Linked DNA regions of Mus musculus: all the other regions are linked to region 2. The links are chromatin loops, found by intact Hi-C in ENCODE. Cell type or tissue: heart. All regions are shown on one strand. Each heading gives the region's core, and the rest is flanking DNA. Links, peaks and the distances in the headings are about the cores only.

What was found. A loop is a pair of places that touch in the nucleus more often than their neighbours do. Peaks named below come from ENCODE experiments on the same cell type or tissue, not always from the same donor. Only the 100,000 strongest peaks of a DNase experiment are listed, where the experiment ranks them.
Region 1: it touches region 2 in a loop (20-fold over the local background); 7 of 42 quality-filtered maps call a loop at or near these places.
Region 3: a loop joins it to region 2, with 5 times the contacts of the local background. A loop is called at or near these places in 2 of 42 quality-filtered maps.

What each region holds. Positions count from the first base shown.
Region 1 is chr4:52,437,581-52,441,196 of GRCm38, reverse strand. It overlaps Smc2 (structural maintenance of chromosomes 2), which reads right to left and starts at 1,976. Exons shown (of 25, transcript NM_001301412.1): 1 at 1,787-1,976; 2 at 774-996. The coding sequence starts at 941. Smc2os (structural maintenance of chromosomes 2, opposite strand) reads left to right here and starts at 2,233. Exons shown (of 2, transcript NR_045175.1): 1 at 2,233-2,545. In heart, for the core only: no CTCF peak of the experiment used is centred there; a DNase peak (open chromatin) is centred at 2,226; H3K4me3 peaks cover 2,486 bases; H3K27ac peaks cover 1,879 bases.
Region 2 is chr4:53,007,444-53,011,059 of GRCm38, reverse strand. No RefSeq gene overlaps it. Among named protein-coding and RNA genes, the nearest start is that of Nipsnap3b, 2.6 kb to the left of the region's middle. In heart, for the core only: a CTCF peak has its summit at 1,667 (motif pointing right); no DNase peak of the experiment used is centred there.
Region 3 is chr4:53,438,236-53,441,851 of GRCm38, reverse strand. It overlaps Slc44a1 (solute carrier family 44, member 1), which reads right to left and starts at 1,436. Exons shown (of 16, transcript NM_001374697.1): 1 at 1,136-1,436. The coding sequence starts at 1,168. In heart, for the core only: a CTCF peak has its summit at 1,703; a DNase peak (open chromatin) is centred at 1,571; H3K4me3 peaks cover 1,914 bases; H3K27ac peaks cover 2,125 bases.

The sequences.
Region 1 (3,616 bases), core at 688-3,187, 570 kb after region 2:
CCATTGCACACACTAGCAAGATTTTGCTGAAAGGACCCAGACTATGCTGGGGCCTAGCAAACACAGAAGTGGATGCTCACTATTGGATGGATCACAAGGCTCCCAATGGAGGAGCTAGAGAAAGTACCCAAGGAGCTAAAGGGGTCTGCAACCCTATAGGTGGAACAACAATATGAACTAACCAGTACCCCGGAGCTCTTGACTCTAGCTGCATATGTATCAAAAGATAGCCTAGTCGGCCATCACTGGAAAGAGAGGCCCATTGGACTTGCAAACTTTATATGCCCCAGTAAAGGGGAACGCCAGGGCCAAAAAGGGGGAGTGAGTAGGTAAGGGAGTTGGGGGGTGGGTATGGGGGACTTTTGGGATAGCATTGGAAATGTAAGTGAGGAAAATACCTAATAAAAAATTAAAAAAAAAAAAAAAAAGAAATGTGGGAAACTAAAAAAAAAAAAAAAAAAAAAAAAGAGCAGGTATGGACTGAGAACAGAGACTACCCAATATAACAGTGCTGGTATGCTGGTATGGGTGTTACTCCCAACAGCTTAGGAGGACAAACCTCAGGCAAGGCCTCTGTATGTATCTTTTCGTCTGTCTACAGGATGAAACAGTAATAGTATTTGCTTAAACGGCTGCACTGCAACACAACATAACTCACATGAAGTACAAACAAAACACATGAAGTACAAACATGCAAAGAAAGAAAACCCAAAGTCTCCACAGATTAACAGATTCTCTTGCCAACACATAAGTCAGAAAAGCTGACACTTTACCTGGGACAGGTTGGAGATGCCTAGGAGAAAGCATATGGAGTCCAATATGTTGGATTTTCCACTACCATTTAAACCAGTGATCGCATTGAAGAGGGGGTCAAAACCATTGACTTCAGTCCTCTGTGCATAGGACTTGAATCCTTCGAGAATGATTGATTTAACATACATTTTCTAAACTGTCTTGGGTTAGTAAGCCTGTTAGGCAACAAGCTACAAGTCACGTCTGTATAAAACAGAAATAAGATCATTTATGTAGAATGTTAAAAACCCTCAAATCATAGTAAATACGACAGGATACACAATAACGTAAAGTAAAAAAAAAAAAAAAAAAAAAGAAAAGAAAAGAAAAGAAAAAATACACCTGCCAAACTACTTTTTCTCCTAAAAACAGCTGGCTCAGATTTTAAAACATCCAACCGTTAGCCAATGCCGGTAAGTTAAACCATTTAACCTAAAAATCATCTTTATCATTACTGTCCACTTTCCTAGGTTCGTGTTGCACTACAATACTGTAGTTAACAGAGACTACTAATTATTTCCCATTTCATTATCCTTGCCACAGACGACACTGGACTGAATACTCTTTACTGCACACCACTTAGCATACATCTTACAGGAGTCCTTCATGGATCTCCCTAATAGCACGCACACCCATCCTCTCCTTCCTTTTTCCTCCACAGCAGTAAAAGATGACATCAGTCGGCACCGTCTTTCCAACTCATTCTCGGTCCCGTTGTGCTTTTTTGCCTACATACGACCTTAACTCTGTTTACACTCGACTCTCAGAACCCGGGTAGTTAGTGAACCTTAAGGGCGAAGTGAATCCATTCTACTGCCTCGTTTTAAAATTCCGTGTTCTCTCGCTTGCCCAAGCCTTTCTCGATTCACCTTACGGATGAACAACAGTCAACATCTCTAATTCTCGCTTCAAGTCCCTCCTTGAGAATCTTGCCCACCCCTGTGCCTCATCTCCCGCCTGGACACCAGGCCGGGCCAAGAGCAGCACTACGCACCCGCCACAAAGCGGCTGGCCAGGGGAACCAGCAAAGTTCCAACCCGACGCGAAAGTGGACAGTGAGGCCACCCGACCTGTACTCAGGCGCTACCGGGCGAACGCCACCATCCCGGGCACCGCATCCGCTGCAGCCAACAACCGTGCCGGAACTGTTCCTTTGAATTTCGGCGCGAGCAAAGGACCCCAACTCCGAGGCGTCTGCGCTCTGTTGGTGCCTAGTATCTGCCTGACTGAAGCGCTTCCTCTTTTGCCCTAAGGAAAAACACAGAAACGACATAGCGACAATAAATAATAGTTTTAATATTGGAAGGTAGGAGACTATACCGTTTTGAACATGGAAAGCGAAAATGAAGATAGGTCGTGCTGACATCGCGTCAGGCATGCTCTGGGCAGCACCTCTTCCAGGTCTGGGCCTCGCGCGTTGCCGGCCCCGCCCTCTTTCTGGCCCTTTCAGGCTATCGGTCGGAGCCTTGGCTTCTGTCCGCAGGCTCCGCCCCCTCCCGGTCTACGCTCTTTGCTGCGGGGCGCGGCCGGGGCGGGCCGGGGCGGGGGCGGGCCGGGGGTCCCGGGACCCTTCGAGGATATTACAGGGTGGAAACCAACACTAGTGAGAAAAGTCCTCTGAGGCTTCATTTTCTACTAATTGAAGAGAAAGGCACTGGCTTTGAAAACACAAACCAAAACCAGTTCCAGTTTCCGGAGGGGACTGTAGGCCTGCAGTATGTGGAGTTTGGTGGAAGATGCTAGGCAAACGGCTGTAAGATTTTTTTTTTTTTTTTTATGCCGAAAACCTGTTTAATGATAAGCAGTGGCTGACGTACCGGTTCACGAAATGTTGCTGAAGCTTCTTAATAACAGTTTGTATTTACAGAGTTCTGTAGATCGGGTAGCTGTGTTTCAAAGGCTGTCAAGAATTTCCTCAACAAACGTGGAACCCTAGTGTTTCCTTTTGTACAGACGAGTTTATTGAATCACTGGGTTAAACGACTTATAAGTGAAGAGAGATTTTTGTTCCAGGCTGCCTAACTACAGAGTGTGTACTCCTAAACTTATTATCTACAACTGCTAATTTTACATTGCTAGTTAGAGCTGATCCCCATCAACTATGTAATTTAAAAAAAAAATGGTGTTGGGATTATTTATATTTAAGCATCAATACTAAGAGAAGGGCTTAGCTTTGTTTTTTTTATTGAAAATTTATTTTTTTTCCTACCGTATATTCCGATTAGTTTTCTCCGCCCCAACCTCTCCTAGAACCTCCTCCATTTCCACACTCACCCAAATCCACACATTTTCTTTTCTCTTTCTCATAAGAATATAAACAGACATCTAAAATGATGATGATAAAATAAGATTTTAAAAACAGAAGGACCAAATAAACAGGAGGGGGAAAAAAGCCAAAGAAAGAGCATTAGAGACACAATGAGACACATTCACACAGAGATATACACACAAAACATAAAAACAAAAGCAGAAACCATAATACATAATAAACAAAAGATTTTTAATATTAAATGGAAATGTTCAGACAAAGCAGTGTGAGACAAAAACCCTCTAAAAATACCATTAAGTTCGTTTTATGTTGGCCATCTATTGCTAGGCATCGGGAGGGACTACCCTTAAATATGGTTTGTACACCCAGACATCACTGGAAAAATGATTTGCTCTGCAGCAGTTATCAATTGGATATAGCTTCTGGGTTAGGATGGAGGATTGTTTCTATTTTCCCTCTCAATACTGGCTTAGAACTGCAGGTCCTGTGCATGCTGAAATTTACAGTGGTAGACAGGGAGGAAAGTGAAGATCGCCTTCCTGAACCTGAGAACTT
Region 2 (3,616 bases), core at 613-3,112:
TTAAGGTGTACGTAAGACATTCCAAGCGGTGGTGAACATGAAAGGGATTTTTGATGTATTTGCAACAACTTAACTAGAATATGACATCTATGCCTTTTATTAACTAAATCGTCACAAGTCCTGATAGTATTGTCCTTTGTTCCGTCCTTTTATGAACAATGAAGGTAAGATACAGCTTTTAGCATCCAAGTAGCCAGAAGCTTTGGGTGCAGTCAGTAGACTGCTTTGGAGTATGCACACACCTCTGGTCTACAGGGTAAGGTCTCAGAGAAACCTGGGACCAACGGCTAACAGGGCTGTCTTAACATTAAAAACACACACTGGCCTGGCTCCTTAGCACTTCTCATCCCAAATCCTTTAAACCACCCCAGCCCCGAGCTTCACTGCCCTCCCCCCACCTCCCCTTTCCTATAGAACCTCAGCTATCTTGGCTAGATGCTATCTTGTTTGGTTCTCCTCTTGGCTTCTCTCTTTGTCCCCTTGCCTTCTCTCTCCCGCCCCCTCATTTCTTCCCCCCTGTCTCTTCTCCCCTCTCATGGCCCCGTCTATTCTGCCGGCAATGCTCAGCCTGGACCCTTCCGGATGCCTTGGGCTGTTCTCTCCCTCAGACCCACAATAAAAACTTTCTCCTTAACCATACCAGGAGTGGTCATGTTCTCGTTTCCATTTCAAAGAGAACATATCTATTGAATTGCTGACATTATGTTATGAGCACATAATGCTCTAGAGTGCATATCCATTGAATTGCTGACTTCTAAGTCACGTGCACATTAATCTTAACTAAACACTATCAAAACAGGTTATAAATTTATACTTTTCATATACCCTTGGGTAAGGCTTTTCCGACCATGTTATTTTTCATTTAGTCTGGCTTTTGTGAAAATATATTTGTTCACCTCAAAAAACAAATAGGTGCCCGGTGCAGGATCGTTGACTTATGATGCTGGCAAAACAGTGTCCTCGGTGGCATTCTTGTTTGATTTTGTCCAAAGGTTAGACTTGTGCAACTGTGCAGACAGAAGTAGTAGAAAGGGACAAACATGCCAGCTGAACATGGCAAACATGGCAAACATGGCAAACATGGCTTGGGCAGGCCTTGCCCTTCTCATTTATTCCCTCTGCCTTGCTAAAAACCATTAGAGTGCATTCCTAAAGCTAGCTACTTCCTCCTCCTGTGGATGACATCCAAGGTCCAGCTATCAAAGTACTGAAGCCCAGCAATCAAAGGCCCCCTTTGGCTCACCTAAATAACATGTCAAAATTAAACACCCCATCCAAACATGGGAGGGAGGGTGTCCCTTTGTTTCTTTATAAACTGCCATTTTCCTATGTGCCACATCGGTGTCCTCACTATCCAGAGACAATCCTTTGTCCCTGGGATAAAATATCCCTCCCCTACTCCCCTGTCCCTTTCTCCCTACTCCTTCATCCCTATTTTCTGCCTTTGTCTCTTATTCCCTGCCTTTTTGCTCTCTATGGCAAACAAATCTTTGTGTCGAGGACTTGGTCTTAGGGTGTCTTGTGCCGATACTGGTCCCGGGAGGGTGGATCTTCGCCTAGCCCAGCCTGGAGGAGGCCAGTGCATGGAGGACTCTGGATGCTTCCCTTCTGGATTCATACTCTTTGGAGAAGTTTCTCCTTTCAGAACTATATTCTAAGGCCACTAGATGGTGACATAGGTTAACTTTTTATTTCTCTAGGCATTATCTCCAATTCCCTCCCACCCCACCCCTACACACACAATTGAGAATTGAACCCAGTGTTTCAATGAAAGCCAGACAATGTACTAACAACTGAGTTGTATTTCCAGCTCTTAATTTTTATTTTTTTTTGAGTTCTTATAAGTTAAACTACAAGTATTTAGAGTGGAGTCAATTCTCTCTCTCTCTCTCTCTCTCTCTCTCTCTCTCTCTCTCTCTCTCTCTGTGATGCTTAATTTCAGTAAAGCTAAATTACTATCACAACATTTATGAGTCACTTTATTGTATTTAAAAGGAGCTTCTGATAGAGGTAAACTTGATTTTCATTCAATGTCCCTTTAACTAGTTTATGAACTCCTTTGATGATCTTGTAGTAAAGACAAAAATCAATTTTCATTAATAGTGTCCTGCTTATATCACGAAAGTATCTTTTGTGTGTTGAATATTAAATAAAATGCTGTGTAGAAGGAAAAGGACTAAGGCTCTCTTCTTGAACTGCCAAGAGTTGTTCATATTTCTATATCCTTTTTGCTGACAGCTTTTTTAGTATTAGTGCTAGGAAAGATTTATGAGTATCTTAAGTATTTAATGAAAGCAGAAGTTTTTCATTTCTATTGAAATATTTTGTTCCCAAAACATAAAAAAATGTATACTTACTATGTATTTTTGTATGTTTAAAATACCCCTTTGGGTCTCTTCGGAATTTGGATTAAAAGTGTACTTTAGTACCAGTGACATTTTAAGACCTGAAGACCATGAATACAGTAATTTCCTAGAGGCTGTTATTTACTCTTTCACTCTGTTTCCTTCGTGTGGACTTTTAGAGAAATTTTCTGGACCCTTTGTAATTTCTGGTTATCATTATTAAATATAATAGCTCGTCTTTTTTTAAAAGTCTATTTTAGATTTACTCATCTTTCCCTGATTGCTCTTAAAATACCTTCAGAATGGAGCCATTATAGCTTATTTTTAATATTGAAGGGTGGAGCATTAATGTAAGGCGCCTATTGCATCTTTCCCATTTCTCAGAAGCTTCAGGATTCTGCCTAGGATTTCTTGATACATTCTGAGTTCAAACATTGCTGTGTCTTCCATGAAGGTAGACACGGTTTATGGGAAATCAGAACTTTTAAGGTTAAAATTGGTGTTGGAAAACATTCCTACTTGTAGTTTCCGTGTAGCTCTGTAGTGCTACTGGGGAGGCTCTCCAATATGGCTGGGAGTGCTACAGTGCAGCTCTGTGAGTGCTCCTGGCCGTAGCCTCCAGAGTCCAGACCACCTTCCTCACATGTCAAGCCACCAAGACATTCAACAAAGTATTCTCCAGAGATATTAAGCAAGTTAGTGGCACAGCCATATCTAATGGGACCAGTGAACATCATAAAGCCAGATTCTAAGCTTTCCCACAAAATTCCTGAACATACTACCCCTTCCTGCTTTTAGGGAGAAATCCTTATCTGGCCCTACTTGAAAGTCTTCCTTGTACCATGGAGGTTGTGACTCAAATATAGATGCCAGAGATCTCCTTTTGAGGCTCTGGCTCCAAGATGCCCTTGGAACATTTGCCCATGTACTTACTCAGGAACAAGGTAAATAGAACAAGGCAAACGTAAAAAGGTAAATAAGATTTGGTGGGCTAGGGCAGTTGGCAGCAGATCAGGTTAAAAGCCTACTATGCTCAGGAAATGGCAGTACATATAAGACTGGGGACCGCATATGGTATGCAGCTTGAGGAAAAGATACAACAACAAAGATTGGATTTATCTCTGCCCTACACAGTGGCTTATACTGATGGACAAAGAATAGTATGGAGAAATGATCTAAGAATAAAGTGTTAAGACCTCCCTTTCTTAGAAAAGTTAACTCATTCAGAGACACTGTGGTGGTGGATGACCAGGGAACAAAAGAATACCAAG
Region 3 (3,616 bases), core at 688-3,187, 430 kb before region 2:
CAACCAGCCTTTATTTCTAGAAGCAAGCGCATACTTCTCCCCATCACCACCACCAAACAAACAAATCACAGACTACTGTTAAATTCTACGCTAATGAAACTGTGGAGAAACATCCCAGGCGTTGTCAGAGCCTATTTTTCATACACCACCACCAGACAGTTTGATGCAGTATTCCTGATTGCTTTTTATCGTATTTGTAAATACACTCACTAATCCACTAAATTAGATAATTTACAAACAGGTCCTCTCAGTTATTAGTGGCCAGCAGTCAAGTTCTATTACATCTGATCCTTACACAGTTGTCCAAACATTTCCACCCAGGTTAAAGGCTCTGATCGGAAAGAGAAGGCGGCTAGCGAAATTTGGATGGGGGCAGGGTGGCAGCTGAGAGAAATCTCTGCATCTCAGCCCTCAGCGACAACATCCAGCCAGTGCCCACAGAAAAACTAAATTCGGCACCTCTTCCTCCTGTTACACTGGCAACAAAGAGGGAGTTTCCGTAACGCTCCCGTCACCCACCAGGTGCCCAATCTCCTTCCCAGCCCAGTCCCCCCGCTCCCGCAGGGGCCTCGGTGCGCCGAGAGGCCGCGGTGCTCAGGGTCAAGGCACAGAGGGGGGATGGGATGGGGAACGAGCGGGTGGGATCTGTGAAATGGGCCCTGGAAGGGCACCGGGACCCAGTGAAGCACCTGATCCCGGCCAAGGGGGCCCGCAGACCAGGGGAAATGGGCAGCTTATTAAATGGATCCGAAACTAGAATAAGGTGGAAGAGAGGTGAAGAGCCCAAGCTGGGGTACACCTTCTGGGGACACGGAAAACAGTCTGTGGGTGGCGGGGGGGCTCGGCGGAGGTGGAGAGCAGGCTGGCGGGCCCCAAGGAGAGGGAAGCGTATGCCTCCCCGGGGCAGAGCGGGCGCCCGGGGCGCCTCTACCTGCAGACGGGCGGGACGGGCTGCTCAGGTGCGAAAGCGGGGGAGGGAGCGCAGCGGGCATTGGGGGACCAGGCACGAAGCGCCGAGGTCGGCGGGGACCGGAGGGGCGCAGGGCACGGCAGGGGAGCGAAGGGCACGGCTCGGCAGGCGCTCACAGCGCGGGGTGGCATCCGGGCGGGCGGCCGGGAGGCGGGAGCCCCTCACCTGCGCGGCGGAGGCGGAGCTGCAGCAGCCCATGGCGGGGCCGGAGGAGCCCGGAGGCGGCGCCGGGCGCGCAGCTACGCCCCGGAGCCCCTCGGCATGCGAGCCGGCGGGCGCCCGGGGAGGGCGCGGCCTGGCCCCGCACGACTCGGCAGCGACGGCGGCGACGGCGACAGCGGCAAGAACTCAGGAGGCTGCGCGGTCCGGGGCAGGCGCCGGCCACATCCCCCGGCGGCGGCAGCGGCGGCGGCGGCGGCTGCGCGGCTCCGGCTCCGCTCCTGCTGCTGCAGCTGCTCCCCAGCGGAAAGGGGCGGGCGGCGGCGGCAGCCCCTCCCCCTGGCCCCCGCCTCCCACCACCCGCTCCCAGTCCCGCTCCCGCTCCCTCTCCCGGGCTGCAGCCGCCTCCTCCTCGGCGCCGCGCGCGTCTCCCATCAGACTCCCCGCCCCCAGTGCAGCGCCGCGCGGCGCGGACGGCGGGGACGACGGCAGCCCAGAACGAGGCCGGGCCCTTGGGCGCGCGCAGGAGTCTGCGCGGCGCCGGGCCCATTTCGCGGTGGCACCGAGGCCGAGCTCTGCCTCGGGGCGGCGAGAGGGCGTCTGAGGCCGAGGCGCCCGTGGACCCGGCGGGCTCGCAGAGGGAAGGCGGCCGACTTGCTTCTGTACGCGCGAGGCACGGGGAGGTCACCGGGGGTCGCTCCTTCTCCCGGGTGGGAGCGCCTCTGAGGTCACTGACCCGGAGCTTTTTTTAGGGCTCTGGCGGCTGTTTATGTTACCCAGAAGAGAGAGTATTTGCAAAACCTCCCATGGAGAAGGAATGGGTGATGGAAGTGGAAAAATATCATCTGTTGCTCCTGGCCCCATTTTGCTGATGTGGACACTAAGCCTTGAAGGAGGCCGACGACAGTGAGAGCACCCAACTGGAAATTGTAGTAAAAGAGCCAGAAATGGGAGGGGAAGGTAGTACTCCAGGCCCTCAAGTCAAAGCCATGTTGGTTCTTCACTAAACTTTCTTACACATGGTAGCGCGGGCACACACATAAACACACGCACCAATTCATCTTTAAAATATTTACCGAGGCACTCACTATATTACAGTCTAGAAATTTATGGCACTAAGATTAAACAGGCGATAAAAGGCAAAGTTGCTACTCTCTTATTAAAAAAAACGAAACCTGTATTAATATGCGTTGGGGGTAGCAACAAGTTAGACATGCACAACCTTTAAGAAATTTCCAATGTTAGGGAAGTCATTACAGATACAGTGAAGCGAGAGCAGTTTAAAAATGGCGAGAGTAAACAAGGTCATGATTAACTATCACCGAAACGCGCATGTATCTAACACTCATATAAACATTCCGGTCTTGTTTCATATTGTCAAGGTGTTGCAAAGACTGGGATCAAAAGGTTTGCAAAGATACCAGAGTGAGACCCCAGAAATGCTGACTTGTCCATAAAAGGCAGATTTCAAGGTGACTCAAACTCAAAGGGGAAGTTGACTAGAGGAGCAAGGAAAGGAGAAATCTAAACAAGAGGGTGGGGAATGGGTGTGGGTGGGAGGGGTATGGAATGGAGACAAACTCACACACAGAAAATTCCCTAGTTGGTGTTTTGCATTACCATTTCCTGGATGGCTTGTTCCTCCAAACCTCATGATCCTCTGTGAAGTCCTGATAGCAGGGATGGCTGCAAAGTGTAAGATTAAATAATGTGGGTAGGCAGTGGACAGGTCAGTGAATAAGCACTCAACAACAACTTCTTCAGATCCTTGACTTTTCTGCAGTTTGACCTGAGGCTCTTTCCTAGGCACAGGATGAGTGACTTCCAAGGCTTCTTTCCCTACGGGTAACCACTGGGTCATTAGCTGGAAATGAAGAAATAAAGCATTAATTGCTGTGGGTCCCAATTCTGTTCATAAACTCCACAGTAAGATTGTAAACTCCCTGAGAACAAGGGGAAGTATTCTCTTCTTTATATCTCCCTGGGCTCTCTGGGGTGTTTGTTGAATTATTCAATACAGCCAGGAATAAAAATCCCTCCCATGAGATTTTTCCCTCAAAGCCAGAAAAGGACATCTTGTTTTTAACTGAGGGAGGATGCTGAAATTACAGTCTTAAACAAGAAGCCATCTGTCTTCCTTCTTTATAATCAAGGAAAGAGGAGTTGTCTCTCTTAGCAAGTCAAGATGGGAGCTTTTCTCTCCGATTATAAAAATCTCTCTGGCTAGCACAGTTGTTCCATGTAGTAGCTAGTGCTTATTTTATCACTGGAACTGTAGAAGTGGCTGGATCTGTAGCTGGCCTTGTCAGTGCTTCACCAAAGCGTGGGGTGTTTGGTTGTTTGTTTGGCTGTTTGTTTTGAAGATCTCTTCCGTGCCTTGGATGGTGGATGGATAGATAGCCCAGTCCGAGCACAGTCACATCGCACGTACTTGCTCCTCACTGGAGGGTTCCCTTTCAGGAGTAGAACCAGGCCTTCTGAGGTTCT